Regions from separate parts of the Homo sapiens genome. Here region 2 is linked to region 1. A link is a loop called in an ENCODE intact Hi-C map of the cell type or tissue named here. Cell type or tissue: ovary. All regions are shown on one strand.

Region 1 (2,500 bases):
CCCAGGGTGCAGTGCAATGGCGCGCTCTTGGCCTACTGCAACCTCCGCCTCCTGGGTTTAAGCAATTCTCCTGCCTTAGCCTCCCGAGTAGCTGGGATTACAGGTGCCCGCAACCACACCTGGCTAATTTTTTTGTATTTTTAGTAGAGATGGGGTTTCATCATGTTGGTCAGGCTGGTCTTGAACTCCTGACCTCAGGTGATCCACCTGCCTTGGCCTCCCAAAGTACTGGGATTACAGGCATGAGCCACCATGCCCAGCCCAGATTCATACTCTTAACTACTATGCTCAATGGTTTCTCCTCGAGACAATGAATGGAAATTGGTGGGGTACATTTACCAATGTCCAGAGGGAGATAAGGGAAGATTTTTTATTTTTTATTATTATTTTTTGAGACGGAGTCTCGCTCTATCACCCAGGCTGGAGTGCAGTGGTGTGATCTCGGCTCACTACAACCTCCGTCTCCCAGGTTCAAGCAATTCTCCTGCCTCAGCCTCCTGAGTAGCTGGGATTACAGGCACCAGCCACCATGCCCAGCTAATTTTTGTATTTTTAGTAGAGATGGGGTTTCACCATGTTGGTCAGGCTGATCTCAAACCCCTGACCTTGCGATCCACTTGCCTTGGCTTCCCAAAGTGCTGGGATTACAGGCGTGAGCCACCACGCCCAGCCAGAGATAAGGGAAGTTAAGCACTGAACCGAGAAGCTTGAGGCCTGAGATCTGGTTTCTGAGCAAGCACAAGAGTGCCCAGGGCAGGACACTCTCCCCACAGGCCCTGCCCCTCAGCTCCCAGGACCAGATGCGCCTTCCCTGAGCCTCCTACCTCTGCTGTTGGCATCCCTGAATTCCTCTAGCCTTTCTACTTATTTTTTACGGCATTTGCCACCATATTAGATGCTGTTTAATTTATTTGCTTATTATGTTTATTTGTACAGCTGTCACTCTCTGTTACACTATAAACTTCAAGAAAGCAGAGAAGATTTGGGAGAGTTTTGTCTTTTTTGTTCATTGATGTCTCCCAAGCACTTAGAACAGTGCTTGATACATGGTAACTGTTAAATAAATATTTGTTGAGAGAAAGAATGGGAAAGAGGGAAAGAAAAAAAGAAAAAAGAACGCTTCCAGGCACGGCAGTGTGTGTGCACCTGTTGTCCGAGTTACTCAGGAAGCTGATGCAGGAGGATCACTTGAGTCCAGAAGTTCTGAGCTGTAGCACCCTATGCCTACTGGATGTCCACACTAAGTTTAGCATCAATATGGCAACTCCTGGGAGTAGGGGACCACCAGGTTTCCTAAGGAAGTATGAACTGGCTGGCCCAGGTCAGAAATGGAGCAGGTCAAAACTCCTGTGCTGATCAGCAGTGGCACTGTGCCTGAGATTAGCCACTCCACGCCAGGCTAGGCAACACGGCAAGACCCTGTTGCAAAAAAAAGAAAAATAAAATAAAGGAAAAATAAAATTCTCACAAGCAGACTGTAGGTGCCTCCCCTGAAATGGGAGAGTAAACTAGTTGGCTTCTATGCCTCTTCCAAATCAAACAACCTCTGATTTCGAAAACAACTCACATCAGAATTTCAAAACATAGCCACCATAGGGATTAATGAAACTAAAACTCAGAAGACCAGATTCCCTCACTTATAATGTGGGAATGTGATAAACTGGTCAAAAATCCTCAAGGATTTTTGAGACTCATGCATACAAAAACTTGGGAAGCTCTGCAGTGCTACACAGGGGTGGGAGGCATTGCAACCTTTTTCACTACGAGTGTAGACCATCTGTGGCCTGAGGCAAGTGTCTGAGCTGCCACAAGCCAGGCCAGGCGTAGACTCAGTGAACCCAGGCAGAGGACCAGCTTCCTCCTTCAGATAGCCCCAAACTCAGCCACTAGGCCCCTCATATGCTTTCATTCATCAGCCCCTCAACCCAGTGCCTCTTGGTTTCTCTTCTTGCCTTCTATACAACCCCCAGGGCTTTAACTCTCTTGCAGACTGTGGGCTCCTTGTAGACAGTCCTCTATGAGCATTTTATCTTCACTTCTTCAGAACTGCCAGCATAGTCAGTACCAGACACTCATTGATGTCTAAGGGATGTCTTTTCCCATCTGAATTAGCCTGAGAGCTTGTGAACTGGAGTTGGTGGGAGACCCACCCATAATGGAAATCCTCTCCTCGCTCCTTCCTCTGTTACCGTCTATACTGCTGGCATCTGCTAAGGCTCTGTCACCTGTCAGTCACAGGGCAGATGCTCAGAATCAGAGGCAAATGAGAGCCCTATCTGCCTTAAGGGAGCCCACAGTTTAGGGGGTCCAGGAGGTGCATAAGGCAGCTAGAAGATAAGTGCACAGAGGCCAAGGGCTGGGAAAGGCCTACCTGGGGGTGCAAGATTGAGAAGGATTTCAATTAATGGAATCTGGGTAACCTAGAAGGAGGGATGTGGTGAAACAAGTCACGGATGAGAAACAGCCAGAGTCCAGCACATGGAGGGCCATGGGCAATGGA
Region 2 (2,500 bases), 560 kb before region 1:
GAGCAGCCGGGCAGCCTTCAGAAGACGATGGACGCAGGGTAGCTTTGGGGAGCAGGTTATCTGTCATGCCATGTGGCAGCAGGGCTTCTTCAACAGTCTGTTTCTGTTGCTCCTTTTGCTAAAACCCAACCACTCTACCCTCTCCCCATATATCCCTTCTTTGCCCTGTACTTCTGCCTACTCATTCATGTGTTAGGCCCCTGTGATTTAGAGATAGCCTTTGAGTTTCTCAAGGTCTTCTCTTTTCCAGACCAAACCCTCCCACTTTCTTCTTCAGGGCTGCACCCTCCACTGGGGCTCAGTAAACCTTGTGCTTCAGACCATCCGGGATCTCCTGAGGGAGCCCCCCAGCCCAGGAGAGGGAGCCCTGAGCACATTTCACCCAGGACTGCAACTCTGAGAAAGTGCCCAAGTCTCTTTGTGCCTCAATTTTCTCAGCTGTAAAATGGAGATAATAACATGGGCTGCAAGCCTCAAAGCCGGGGTCTAAGGGAAATTTGCCTCTGCCTGGGGGTTCTGGAGCTCTGCGCTTGTAAGGGTGATAATTGGACAGGTTTATGGAGCTAGCTCTGTCTTCAGAGGCCCTTCCCTCTTGATTCTCACTGTGGCTCCCATCCTCTGAAACCTTTTCATGGTTGAGACCTGCCTCCCTGAGAGCCGGGAAGAAGGAAGGCCTTGGGATGATCCCTAAGGTAAAGTGAGTGACACAGCTGAGTTTCAAAGCGGTCACATGACTTGATCATACAGAAAGTAGCTAGCAGAGGACAAGGAGCAGGACAAGCTGTCCCACTGCATGTGGCATATCAGGAGAAACTGCCCTCTTCCACGCCGCACAGCCAAGGGGTTCCACGCACAGATTAGGAGCTCAAATGCACCTGGTTTTGATTCTTGGTTCTGTCCCCAGAACTATATCCCCTGGGACAAGTTACTTAACCCCTCAGAGCCTCAGTTTCCCTCCTTGCCTATTAGCGGCTGTGGAGACGATCAATCCCCTTCATTAAGGGATTACGACTGTACCAGTGAGGACACCTGATAGGAGTGGACCCGCTTGTCGCCTCCACGGTAACCCGGGAAACCGAGGCCGGAGTTTGGGAAAATTTGCCCAGGGCCAGGCGGCGACCCACGGATGCCAGCGGAGCGCCCTTCCTGCTGTCGTAGCGCCCCTAGATGGTGCTGGTGCACCGGGCAGCGCCGCCACGGGCCCCGCCCACCCATGCCCGCTCCCAGGCGGCCGCAGAAGCCGCAGACGCCGCAGCGGCGGGGCAGGGACAAAGGAAGGAGCGGCGGGGGCGAGGCTACCCTGCGGCCCGGTGGGACCCCTGCAATGCAGAGCCTAGCTGCTCAGCCGAGGGAGCGCCGAGCCGGGCGGGAGCGGGCGGGCCTGGGGCGCGGGGAGTGCGGGCCGCCCGCCACCACCAATGCAGGGAGCAGGTGGGCTGAGCGCGCCCGACTTGCAGGGCTCTGGGAGCCGGACTGTGAGCCCTCCTTCGTGCCAGGCCTCGCGGTGGGGGGATCCTGGAAAGTCCCTTCGTGTCACTTGCTAACCCAGGTTCCTCTGGCTTTCACCCTTTGCATGATTACTGACCCAGAGATTCTGTGCTGCAAGGGACAAGCCCAGCGCCTGGGGGAAGAAGCAGCTGTGGCGATCTGAGGGGTCCCTCCAGCGCCCAGAGCGTCAGTCTCCCCACCTGCAAAGTGGGCATGATGATGCCCGCCCCGCCTTGTTGACTTCCTCACTCAGCAAATCGTTCCCGCCCTCCTGCTCATGCCCAGCAGCGGCGCCAGGCTCTGGGACATCCCTGAGGAATGAGAGCAGCCTTTCCTCTGAAGGGGGCCCAGTGGACCGGCCAGACAGACAGGAGCTTCAGAGGCCCGTGCCCAGATAGAGCGGCTGGTGAGAGGAGAAACTCCAGGGAGGATAAAGAAAGCTTGGGGAAATGCCCTGAGAACCACACGGCTGCTGTGAGCATTGTTATTCCGCCAAGTGAGGGCGAGTGATTTTAAAGCCCTTTTCACCCTTGTTCTGAGACTGAGTCTACAGGGTGGGTATTCCCAGCTCTCACTCCACATTGCTCCTCTCAGGTGAAACAGGATTGGATGCCGGTTAACAGAAAGCTCTGAGCCAAACTAGATGCGAACCTTAGCTCTACCCCACTTGCTAACTGAGAGACACTGGGCAGGTTAATTCACTTCCCCAAGGCTGAATTCCCCCATCTGTAAAAATGGAGATTAAAAAAAGGTATATTGCTAGATTTCAGGGAGATTTGTAGTAATATGTATTGCTACATTATGTTTAGTTGCTAAGTAATGCAGCAGAGAGACTTGGGAATCAGGAAATATGGATCCTGTTTCCACCCCATGTGACTACCTGGTAGAAGGGTCTGGGAGAAGCCTTTTCTCCTTAGCTATTGGGTTACCCCTCCATGCAAGCTAGACGCATGAAGGGCATGAGGCCATCTGGAGGCCAGTGTCCCCTCCAGCCCACTCCCACAGCCTATGT

What was found. Hi-C counts contacts between places; a loop is a spot of excess contacts. Peaks named below come from ENCODE experiments on the same cell type or tissue, not always from the same donor. Only the 100,000 strongest peaks of a DNase experiment are listed, where the experiment ranks them.
Region 2: a loop joins it to region 1, with 2.1 times the contacts of the local background. A loop is called at or near these places in 24 of 110 quality-filtered maps.

The regions. Positions count from the first base shown.
Region 1 is chr2:15,949,613-15,952,112 of GRCh38, reverse strand. It overlaps the pseudogene RN7SL104P. Among named protein-coding and RNA genes, the nearest start is that of MYCNOS, 9.2 kb to the right of the region's middle. In ovary, no CTCF peak of the experiment used is centred here; a DNase peak (open chromatin) is centred at 1,372.
Region 2 is chr2:16,507,100-16,509,599 of GRCh38, reverse strand. No RefSeq gene overlaps it. Among named protein-coding and RNA genes, the nearest start is that of CYRIA, 160 kb to the left of the region's middle. RefSeq lists a silencer at 1,065-1,359. In ovary, a CTCF peak has its summit at 1,166 (motif pointing right); a DNase peak (open chromatin) is centred at 1,747; H3K4me3 peaks cover 520 bases.